2 separate regions of the Homo sapiens genome follow, and region 1 is linked to region 2. Evidence: chromatin loops called from intact Hi-C (ENCODE). Cell type or tissue: IMR-90. All regions are shown on one strand. Links, peaks and the distances in the headings refer to the core of each region. The heading gives the core; the rest is flanking DNA.

Evidence for each region. Hi-C counts contacts between places; a loop is a spot of excess contacts. Peaks named below come from ENCODE experiments on the same cell type or tissue, not always from the same donor. Only the 100,000 strongest peaks of a DNase experiment are listed, where the experiment ranks them.
Region 1: it touches region 2 in a loop (2.3-fold over the local background); 3 of 110 quality-filtered maps call a loop at or near these places.

What each region holds. Positions count from the first base shown.
Region 1 is chr3:99,472,239-99,478,625 of GRCh38, forward strand. All of the region lies in intron 1 of LOC105374007 (a long non-coding RNA gene), which reads right to left. Among named protein-coding and RNA genes, the nearest start is that of COL8A1, 160 kb to the right of the region's middle. In IMR-90, for the core only: no CTCF peak of the experiment used is centred there; a DNase peak (open chromatin) is centred at 3,203; H3K27ac peaks cover 529 bases.
Region 2 is chr3:99,408,661-99,415,047 of GRCh38, forward strand. No RefSeq gene overlaps it. Among named protein-coding and RNA genes, the nearest start is that of COL8A1, 230 kb to the right of the region's middle. In IMR-90, for the core only: no CTCF peak of the experiment used is centred there; DNase peaks (open chromatin) are centred at 2,361 and 5,051; H3K27ac peaks cover 1,440 bases.

The sequences.
Region 1 (6,387 bases), core at 658-5,657, 64 kb after region 2:
AACTTTGCTTAAATAGCCAAGTCTGTGATGGCTGGTGCCCAGTAGTGACATTTCCATTTCAGGCTAGGGAATGTAAAAATAATAATAATAATAATAATAATATAAAAGAGTTAATATGATCAATGTTCTTGAAAATTGCTTTTTTTTTCTTTCAGTACCAAAACACCATTAAAGTGACTAGAGGAACTGATCACTTTTAGTCACACTGTGACTCAAGGGACATACTACCTAAATGCCCAGCTGACAGGAGGCCAAACTCTGCTCAGCTATTGGTGAGCCACGTGGGAATAACAAAGGCCAAATTGGCAAATGATAGGAACATTGCCTCTCACAAGCCAAATCCTCAACAGAGGAGCTCGGCACCCTTCATGGAGTTACTGAGACTGGGCCTCTCATTTCTTTCTGAAACGCCTGTTCCAACAGTATTAGACACACTCTGGAAGCAGCTACACATTTCTGAATGATGAGTTCTGAAGTAAAGACTTGTCAGTGGTATAGTAATGTGGATTTAAAAAATATATTTTATTTTGTGGTAGAATTGCCTGGCTCTTAAAAAGACACTGCAAAACTTAGTTTGACTGCAGATGAATTTAGCTATCAAGGGTTTCTGTCTTATTCATTGTTAGGAAAACACAACCAACCCTCCACTTGTTTTTTCTTCTCACTGCACATTAGATGTCATATGAAAACATATCAAAATAGCAAGTTCAGCCTCAGGGACAGATTTGTAATGCAAGACTCCTCACATGAGTGTACTTTTGTCAAACACCTGTGGGTATATTGTCCAGTTCTATCTTCCCATCAAAAAACAACCAGCAAAAAAAGAAGATGACTTTCAAGATCTAAACATACTTTAACTCTATCCCACTGGGCAAATGCCATTAAAGTGGTTGAAAGGACTGACCACTTTTAGTCACTCTATAACTGTGCATCCTAAGGGATGCCTTCACCAACTCAAGCTGCTCAGATACTGCTGAGCCACACAGGAATAATGAGGGTGGAATCGCAAAATGATAGAAACGTTGCCTCTCACAGGCCAAACCTCTCACCAGAGGCTCATAGAGCCCTCCATGGAGTTAACCCCATTGAGCCTCTTGTTTCATTCTGAAATGTCTGTTCCAATAGTATTAGACACACTCTGGAAGCAGCTACACATTTCTCAATGATGAGTTCTGAGGAAAATATTTGTCCACGGTATGCAGCTGTACAGTGTTTCACTTTGTGATGATACCACAATTCATTAATCCATTCTACCCTTGACAGGCACTCAAGCAATTTTCAGTTTTGTACTTTTATAAATAGTCCTTCTAAGATCAACCAGGACATGTCTTTTGATAAAGCTATGCTGACATTTATGTTGAGTTATATACCTAGGCATCATATTGCTTGGAAGATATTGCCAAACTGTTTGCCAATGTAGTTGTACCAATTTAGACTTCTACCAGCAGTGACTCACAGCCAACAATTTCTATGGCTTCACATCCTTACTAACACTCAGGATTCTCCGCCCTTTCTGTTTTAGCTATTCTAGTGAATGTACAGTATTGTTGTATAGTGGGGTTTTTTTGTTTGTATTTTCCTGATAACTAATGAGATTGAATATTCTCTATTAAACTGTCTACTTCAGTCTTGTTTATTTCTCTACTGGTTATATGCCTTTTTCTTATTGATTTTTAGTTATTTATGTATTCTGGATACATGTACCTTGAGGTTCTTAAAGCAGTTATTAATTTTGATATAAACTGAATTATCATTATTTTTGTTTTAGAAATAGTTCTTTTGGTGTCCCATTTTAAAGTCTTTACCTGCTCCAAGATCATAAAGATGATCATCAAGCTTCTCCTCTAAAAGCTTTATTGTTTTGCCTTTTACATTTAAATCTATAATCCATCTGAATTTGACTATTTTCTATTTAGTAGGACTAAGCATCATTTATTGAAAAGACTATTATCTCTTTGCTGCGCTGCATTGCAACTTCTACTGTTTGTCACAAATCCAGTGACTATGTTAGTCTGGCTCTGGACTCTCTCTTCTTTGGACATCTTCTGTCCTGATGGTCAGTTTTTCTGTCCTACAAACACCACACTGTCTTGACTACTATAATTTTATAATAAATTTTGATGTCGATCTTGACTACTGTAATTTTATAATAAATTTTGATAGCTGGTCAAAAAAGCCCTCTAGCTATGTTCTTCTCCAAGAATACCTTGGATATCCTTGGCCTTTTGCAGTTCCAATTTTCATTAATAAAAAGTATGCTGGTTTTAAAAATTAGAATTACACTAAATACATAGACTAATTTAGCAGAATTAATATTTTAACAGCATTGAGTCTTCCATCTATGAACATGGAATATCTCACCATGTGTTTAGATCCTCTTTCACTTTTCTCAATAATGTTTTGTAATTTGACTGTAGAGGTGTTTGCACATGTTTCATTGCATTAGTTCCTATGTGCTATGATTTCAGTCTTGTTTGTCCCCACCAAAACTCATGTTGAGGTTTGATCCCCAATGTGGCAGTATTGGGAGATGGGGCCTAGTGGGAGAAGTGTTGGGTCATGGCAGCAGATTCCTCATGAATGGCCTGGTACCTTTCTCATGGTAATAAGTTCTTGCTTTACTGAGACTAGATTCATTCCTCAGGAATGAATTTGTTTCTGCAAGAAGGGGTTGCAATAAAGCAAGGTTCCTCCTCACTGTTGGTATCTCTTCCCATGTGTTTACTTCCCCTTTGACCCTGTCTGCCATAGTTTGACTTAGCATGTGGCCCTCAGCAGAAGCTGAGCAGATGCCAGTGCTATGCTTCCCATACTTGCCAGCTGGCATAACTATAGCTAAATAAATTCTTGTCTTTATAATTTACCCAGTTTCAAGTATTCTGTTATAGCAACACAAAATGGACTAACATACTAGGGATGTGATTTTTGATACTTTGGTAAGTGATAATGTTTAAAATTTATTTTTTTCAAGTGTTTCTGACTTATTAAATTATACAGATTATTAGATTATTAGATTATTAGAAAGACTTACTAAATTATGCAGATTAACCTTGTATTCAGTGATGTTGCTAAATCTACTTATGAATTCTTATTCTTTTCCTATACTCAGTTAATGTAATGAAGTACATTGAGTAATTTCTGATGTTAAACTACTTTTGCATACTTGAAATAAACTCTTCTTAATGGTGATGTATCATCATTTTTTATGTATTGCTCACACGAGTTTGTTAATGTTTTCTTGAGAATTTTGCATCAATGTTCATCAGAAAACTTGGTATATAATGTCCCTTTGTTATTCTGCCTTTGTCAATTTTATAATCCATATTATGGTGCCTCTTTAAAAGGATTAGAAAGTGTTTCTTCTTTTTCTTTCCTCCGGAAGAATTTGTACAACATTGCTGTTATGTCTTTCTTAAATGTTTGAAAGAATTTGAACATGAAAAAGTTTTGATTAAGAATCCAATTTTTTAAACACATATATCTGATTGTTTACATTTTCTATTTCTTCTTATGGCAAAATTAGTAAGTTGTTGAGTTTTTTGAGTCATGAATCCATTTCATCCAAATCAGTAATTTTATTGGAGAAAGTGTTCATAATATTATCTGACTGAATGTATTGTGATCTGTGTACTTTCAATTCTGAAAACTTATGGATTCTTTATTTTTTCTTGATCAATCCTATTAAAACTTTATCAACTTTAAGTCTCAAGCCTCAATGTTGTTAATTTTTCTCCTTTTCATTGTTTATTTCTGTTTTTTTATTTATTTTCTTAGGTTTTCTTTAGTTTTGATGTGCTTTTTACTATGTAGCTTCTTGAGTTGTAAGTTTAAATAATTGATTTTCAGTCTTTCTTCTTGTCTAATATATGCAGCATATTCTCTGACCACAACAGCATTAAGCTAGAAATTAGAAAACATTTTGAACTAAAATAAAATAGAAACATGCCAAATCAGAATTGTAGTGCTGCAGTTTCTCTCTAAGTACTACATTACCTGCAGCAATATAATAATATGTTTCCACTGTAATTCTGGTTTTTTCATATATAATATATACTATACGCAAATATATATGACATTACAATTCTTGTTTCATACATACAGCCACTAGTCATTTGTATTTATCCACATAATTACTCTCCTGAAGTTTGAAATTTTCTCCTATATTTTCATGTTGCATCTGGAATCATTTTTCTTTTTTTTCTTTTTCTTTTTATTTATTTATTTTTATTATATTTTAATTTCTGGGGTACATGTGCAGAACGTGCAGGTTTCTTATATAGGTATACACATGCCATGGTGGTTTGCTGCACCCATTAACCCGTCATCTACATTAGGTATTTCTCCTAATGCTATCCCTCCTCTAGTACCCCACCCCCAAATAGGCCCCGGTGTGTGATGTTCCCCTCCCTTTGTCCATGTGTTCTCATTGATCAACTCGCACTTATGAGTGAGAGCATGCAATATTTGGTTTTCTGTTCCTGTGTTAGTTTGCTGAGAATGATAGTTGCCAGCTTCACCCATGTCCCTACAAAGGACATGAACTCATCCTTTTTTATGGCTTCATAGTAGTCCATGGTGTATATGTGCCACATTTTCTTTATCCAGTCTATCATTGATGGGCATTTGGGTTGGTTCCAAGTCTTTGCTATTGTGAATAGTGCAGCAATAAATATACAGGTGTGTGTCTTTATAGTAGAATGATTTATAATCCTTTGGGTATATACACAGTAATGGGATTGCTGGGTCAAATGGTATTTCTGGTTCTAGATCCTTGAGGAATAGCCACACTGTCTTCCACAATGGTTGAACTAATTTAAACTCCCACCAACAGTGTAAAAGCATTACTATTTCTTGACATCCTCTCCAGCATCTGTTGTTTCCTGACTTTTTAATGATTGCCATTCTAACTGGTGTGAGATGGTATCTCATTGTGGTTTTGATTTGCATTTTTCTAACTACCAGTGACGATGAGCATTTTTTCACATTTTTGTTGACCACATACATGTCTTCTTTTGAGAAGTGTCTGTTCATATCCTTCACTCACTTTTTGATGGTTTTTTTTTCTTGTAAATTTATTTAAGTTCCTTGTAGATTCTGGATATTAGCCTTTTGTCCGATGGATAGATTGCAAAAATTTTCTCCCATTTTGTAGGTTGTCTGGAATCATTTTTCAGCTTGAGAGTAGTTCATTTAATTTTACAAAGGTGGGCCTACTAGTGACAAATTCTTTATTTTTTATTTGACTAAAACTATCTTTATCTTCATTTTTTGAAGGATATAAAAATATTGTGTGTGAAATTATAGGTTGGCAGTTATTTTAACATTTTTAAGATGTCATTTTATTGTTTTCTAGTTTCCATCATTTTGGTTAAGAAGTTAGATTTCAGTCTTAGTGTTTCTCTTTTTAAGTCAACAACTGTAAGCTTTTCTCTTTATATTTGGTTTTCAGAAGATTCTTTGATATACTGTGGTGTAGTTTGCTTTGTTTATCTTCAAATTGTGGTTCTCAAAGCTTTTTGAATCTCTCAGTTGTTATCTTTCATCAGTTTGGAAAATATAAATAGTGATTCCACCCATTTTCTCTTTTTACTTCTGTGATACCTATTATATGTATGTTAGACCTTTGGATCATCCTATACATCTCTATTCATTTTTTCTTTTAATTTTTTCCTAATCTTAATTTTATGTGTTTTTATTGACTTATATTTTAATTCACTTGTCCTGTATACTTCTGTTTCTAATCTACTGTTAAATCCATCTATTGAGTTCTTAATTGCGGAGATTGTATTTTTCAATTGTATATTATCTATTTCTTTTTATTTAACAGAATATAATTCTCTGGAGAAAATCTCCATACTTTCACCTATTCTTTTTATCTTTTTTCTAATTTATTTAATATATTAATTATTGTTATTACAAAGGCTTTGACTGGTAACTCTGATATCTGGATCATTTATTAGTCTGCTACTATTTCTATCTTTTTCTTCTTCATTACTAATAAAAATTTTCCTGTCTTTTGGCATGTATAGTAATATTTTATTGTATGTCAGACATTAAGCATAAAAGAAATAAAGAGATTCCAAATAATGTGATGTTTCACCAGACAGTGTTTCCCCTTTCTTCTGTTATGTCACTCAGTTAAGCAGCTGACCATTTTGCAGAGTCAGGAATTGATATAGGTTAGAGCTGGACTATAGATTGTATAAGTCCCAGTATACATCTGTTTCAGTCATCTTCTTGAAAATGACCATCTCAAGCTTTTAATTAAGAGCCTAATTGGTTTCTTTCTCTGCAGTTCTGAAAGACTTCAGAATTTCCAGCTCTATCGTTCATAAGTTTCCAGCCCAGTTCTTTAGCCTGTCAATTCAGGCATCTTAATAGTCTAGC
Region 2 (6,387 bases), core at 408-5,407:
AAAATGTCAAAGTATTTGTATATAACCTGCATATATCGTATAACAGACTTAAGCATCAGAGGAATTTGGTACATGAGGGGCGTCCTAGAAGCAATCCCCCGAGGATATCAAGAGGTGACTGTATTTTAAATATATAGTCTCAGCTATGTTTCAAAGGAAACTACATGGTTAAGTTGAATTTCAAATTCACTTGGCCAGCAATTGTTAATTATCAAGAGATATGTCAAATTTCTAGCCTAAAGAAGCATATGATTTCCTGAATAGACATGACATGGAAGAGAGTAATGGACAGTTATCAATACCACACACTTAATTACAGAGTGATCATGAAAACGATGGTCCAAATGATAAGACAAACATTGTCTATAGGTTTGAGAGAACCCAAGGAGTATTTTTTGGAGGAGGTAGAATTTTATCTGGACCTCAAAAGGCAGGTAAGACTCAGCTAAGAGGAGTGGAAAAGCCACCTCAGACAAGGAAGCAGATATGGCACAAGTAGATTCCAGTTGGAGAGATACATTCAGTTGAAGCCAAGAGTTCATGATAGGGGATAGAAGAAAGAAAGCTGGAAAATAGATAAAGATGCAGGTCTAGAAGGCTAAATAATTTATCCAATCGAGAGTCATCAAAGATCTTGGAGCAGATAAATACCATGATGATAAATACTGTGTCTAAATATGGAAGTGAAGGGGAGAAAAGGAATTCAATATAACTTTTTGAATATGGATAATGAGAAAAATGGTGTCAGTGACAGAAACAGAGATGTTAGATTGAGAAGTTTTTTCCCCATACCAAACTTATGCATGTTTTCATTTGAGATTCTCTTCATTTTGGATTTAATTAATTGAAAGATGTTCTCCAAACTCTAACCTTAACTAAGTACCATTTAGCCCAGCTACACGATTGACATTCTCACTTGAATTTCTAAAGCACCTATCAATTTTAGTTCTACCTAAGAGAGGTCTTAAATCCCACCCCCTGCCAATTATTCTTTCCGGAGTCTTCCTCGTGTTAGTAGACGTCATCAATCCATCAACAAAAACTCTTGGCTCCATTTAAAAAATATATTTCACATCTGTTTACTTCTTTTCATTTCTACCATTTTTCACCTTGGTCTAAGCCACTGTTATCTCTAGCTTTGATTATTATGAAATCTTGTTCTACTTGAGCTCCTCTATAATTTATAAAAAACTCAGAGTAGTGCTATGAAAATATGAAATGGGTTGTTTAAATCTCCATATCAAAATCTCCAGTAGCCTCCTACTGCATTTAGAACAAAATTCACTCTTTTTCATGGTCCATTAGGTTCTACATGATTGACCCTATTCTTATCTATGACTTCTCCCAGCTTTACCCCATCTCTCTATGCTCTTGCCACATTGCCCTTCTAGAGTAGGTTAAGATATTTCCTTTCTTGAGGCCTTTGCTCCTGTTGATCCCTCATGCTGGAATTCTCTTCCTCCAGGCCTTTGCATAGCTGGTTCCTCTAGTCACTAAGCCTTAGCTCAGAGGTCACCTCCTCACTGACATTCACTTATAAGTAGCCCTTCCTCACTGGCCTCCCCAACACTTTCTATTACAACACTCTGTCTTATTTCATAGCATGCACCACTAATCTTATTTATTCAGTTATTTGATTATCGCTGCCTCCTTATCCCAATGCCATCCCTTGAGAGGGGATCTAGTCTGCATGGTTTAGTCCTCTATGCCTTCAGTAGTGTCTGGCATACAGTCAGCTCTCATTTAATATTTGTTAAATGAGCAAACAAAGTCTCTCTCGTATAAGTCAATATAATTCTAGCTATGAGAAATTCCTGTTCTGTGCTAGTCTTGAGGATGTGAAAATATGAGGGGAAATTAACATTTTTCAGCAAGCACTGCTAGAGATCCAGGAGTTTCCCCCTCACAATGGAAAATTTAAACCATGAAGGAAAATAAATGAAGGTTAAATACTAGAAGATATTTGTGGACAGTTATGCATTCATTCCACAGGCTCTGTAAGCCTGTAAACAATCAGGAGTTTATACCACATCTTAGCTGGTGTTCCGCTGCTTTCTATAGAATGGGAAGAAAATGTAGCTTGTCTATCACAGCAGGACTGGTGGCTTGAAAGGCAGCAGGATTTGTGTTTTCAGGTGTGACAGACTCTCTCACCCTCAGCTCCCAGAGGGCAGAGACCAAGGACCACATAACCACCAAAGCCAATGATCTGACCTCTGGAGGATTGACAGGCTCCAGGATGAGTAATGAGTTAGGCCCGGCAGATTATACAGTGCCCCTGAGATGAAGAAAACAGAACAAGGATGAATGAGTGCCTGTGGGAAAAGAAGTGTATCGGCTCTCACACAACCACCGTGCCCTGCGTGACTGGCTTAAACAGAAATCTGGCAGCAAGAGAGGGAACTAAAGGAAGTTAAAAAAAAATAGCAGGCAATCTCCTCCCTTTTCATTCTTTAACTTTCTGATGAGAGAATAAAATGCTGCTACCAGATGTAGCATGTGCTGGCATTAATTATCTCATTCTTCCATCATCAAGAAAGAATCAATTCATATCATCGTTAGCGTGAGACCACTTCAGAGAAAGCAGGATGTTGCTGTAATTAATCGTTCAAGCTCTGGATTCCACACAGACCTGGACTCAAATTATGGTTGTTATCATTTAGGGCCATGACACCTTTTACAACAGGAACATTTTACTACCACTACATGAGGTTATGTAAGGAAAACATAGACAGTTCATGTGAAATGTTTAATTTAGCACTTGGACCACAGAGCTCTCAATAAATACTAATAAAATATAAAATTACTATTTTATTATCTAATCTATGTTTTTTCTCCCCCGCCCCTCCCATAAAAACCAAGTAGTCTAAATAAACATAAATTGTCTGCACAAGAAAAATCTATCTGATGATGTTCTGAATTTGGAAGAAATTGAGGAACTTCAAAAAGTAATTATTCTATATTTAAAATATGTGTAGTTCTAGCAAGCCATTCCCACCACCATTACCAAGCATAAGCTACAGAATTTAATCATTAAGGGTAATCACCAAGTAGTTAAATAGTGAATGAATAAGTAAAATTTTAGAATTAAATATAAACTTTTATTCCAATGCAACTTACTGTTGTTATTTTCCATTCACAAGTTTGGCAAAAAATAAAAAGCTGAATAATAGCTTTTGATAACAATAATGTATATGGAAATGTGCTTTCTAATACAGTATTGTTGGAGGCATAAATAGATACAAACTATTTGGAGGACAGTTTCTCAATAACTGCCAAACTCTTTAGAAACATTTCCCATTAGATCCAATAATTCCATTTCTAGGAGCTCACCCTAAGAAAATAACAAAAGAGTTTCACAAAGATATATATATGAGTTTCTCATTTTTGGATTGTTTCTAACAATACCTGCTCCCACACACACACACACACACACACACACACACACACACACACACAAAAGCTCAACTGTTAATCATTTGAGACTTGGCTAAATAAATGATAAATATTTTATAGACACTAAAAATGATATGTAGATAAACATTGACATTAAAATGCTTACGAAGGGTTATTTGTTTAAAATTGTTATAAAATAATTTATAGTATAATCTAATTTTTCCTAAAAATAATTATTTTTATGTATAGAACAGAAAAGCACTTGAAAAGATATCCTACAAAATATCAACTCCTGTTATTATTTGGCTATAGGATTATAGTTTACCTTTATTTTCTTTATACTTTGGTGTTTTAAAAACATTTTATGATGTCCAATTATTTTCCATAATAATAAATCTATTTTAAAAACTTAATAGACTATGAAAAAATATTTTATATAGAAGTAGTATCTAGGTCTTAACATTTATAACATATAGGACCTTTAAATTATATTGAGTCTCTTGGGAAGTTTCTGTGGATAAGTTAATATTTTCCTAAACTTAGAAACATGGCAGCAGTTCTTTACTATATGAATCACTGAATAAAAAGAGACTAGAAAGGCATCATGATGACACTAGAAATTACCGTGCTAACATGGTCCGTGGAATCATTTTTCCTTGGAGTACTATCAGCATTTGCTTGTAGCCTCTTGCTTTGTCTTATCAGTAAAATCAATGGTATAGTATTAAATTATTTTTTACCCATTATCACTTGACCAAAATATTGGCTCGACCAAAATAAGGCATTAAAGTATATGCTGCTTCAGCACTTGGTGGGAATGATGCTCCTTGTTTGTTTTCAGTATGTTTGTGAAGCAAAGTCATCTAGTTTTCTGTGACCATTTCTCGTCTCATAAATGTCAAAAATAAATGCCAGTGTCCTGAAAGCATGCAAGTAGAAACCATGATAGTGAGAACATTTTGAAAACCTACAGTTGTAACTACAAGATGTAATTCAAAACAAAAGAAGCAAGAAAAAATAGGATAATTTGCAAATAAATATTTTTAAGACTCAATATTGAAAACCCTTTTCTTCGTTTTTTAAAACCAATGAGAGCTTTAAAAAGTACTGTATTGTTTCCCACTACAACTTACATCATCACTAGCACTTATAGTGTAAAGAACACCTGCCTCTTGCCTGCCCTGGGTATTACTGAGGTTATAGCAGGCACTGAAAGAAAACTCAGATTTTGGCAATAAAAAACATGTTTTACTTGAGTTCTTTTTCTTCTTCCTTCCAAGTCAATGTGTATTTAGCTAATAATTTTGAGACCATTTTGGACTGAATAGAATAACCTTTAAGCCAAATGTACAGCTTATTTCATGGTATGTTTAGAATCAGGTCTATACTGCCAAAGTGAGAAAGAACTTTGGATAAATCTGAGTAGTACAGACAGCTCCTCTGGAAACTTCTAAAATAGGTTTCCTTGTCTGTCTAAAATTACTTGAATTATCAGAAATTGTTCATTTGCACATCTTTGTGTTTCAGAAAACCAACTGAATTTGTTTTTTAAAACCCCCCATTTAGTTGGAATCTGTTGACCGAAATAATACATTGAAAAATATGGTGACACATAGTGGAAGAATCTTCACCACTCAAAACTACTTGAGTTCTCTCTCTGTGACAGGAAATACCAAGCAAGTTTTAAATGAATTCCAAGGCAATGCTTAAAGCCAAAGCATAGTGGAAAATATATAAGAGCTATTCAATAAGTATTTATTAATGTCTGTATCTATATTAATCATGTAAAATATATTAGCATATTATATTAGTAACCAGCTAAATCTGTACCACACACTTACTCCATGTTAGTCCTCATGCTAAATGCTTTATTCCATTTAACCCTACATAATCTAGTGAGAGATATATTATTATTATCTTTATTTACAGCTGAGAAAACATACAGAATTTAGGAAGCATACACAAGGTCAGATAGATCAGTATAGGATTAGGTCAGGATTTGATCCCTTAATAGGCTTTGAAATCCCAGTCTGATTTCAGAGCCTAACTTTTAGTCACTATGCTATAATTCCTATAGCAGTAGCAGGCATTGAGCGAACTACAAAGAAGTTAAAGGCATGATCGCAACTCCATAGAATTTCCTTTTCCAAATAAAGTGACTACCTAGAAAGAATGGACTGAGAAGAGTGCCGGTTCACTTTGGGAAGGAACTGAATTTTCTGTATTCCAAAGGTTGGTTTGCTAATAATAGAAAATCCCGAGAAATTCTCCCCAAAATAAACTCCTAAACTAATAAGTGAGTTAGGCAAGGTTATAAGCTAAAGGGTAAAAGTACATAATCAAGTATATTTCTATGTTCTATCAATGAACGCTGAAATTAAACAATACCATTTACATTGCACTCCAGTGAAAATTATATACTTAAGTATACAATTAACAAGACATGCACAGGATCTATTAGGTTGGTGCAAAAGTAATTGTGGTTTTTGCCATTGAAAGGAATTTTTTTTATGCTGAAAATTTAAAAATTCAGATGAAATAAATCAATGACTTACACAGAAAGACATACTTTGTTCGTGCATTGGAAGATTCATTTCTCCCGCATTGATGTGCAGTTTTAAAGAAAAACCATTATAATAAAAACCCTGGCTGGGCACTGTGGCTCATGCTTGTAATCTCGGCACTTGGGGAGGTCGAGGCGGGCGAATCACTTGAGGTCAGGAGTTCGGGACCAGCCTGGCCAACATGGTGAAACCCCATCTCTACTAAAAAATACCAAAAAACTACCCGGGCCTGGGGGCGCAGGCTTGTAGTCCCAGCTGCTGGGGAGGCTGAGGGAGAATTGCTTGAACCCAGGCAGCAGAGATTGCGGTGAGCCGAGATCGCGCCACTGCACTCCACCCTGGGCGATAGAGACTCCATCTCGAAAACAATAAGATAAAATAAAATTAAAATTAAAAAAATAAAAAATAAAAACACTAACAAGTTTTT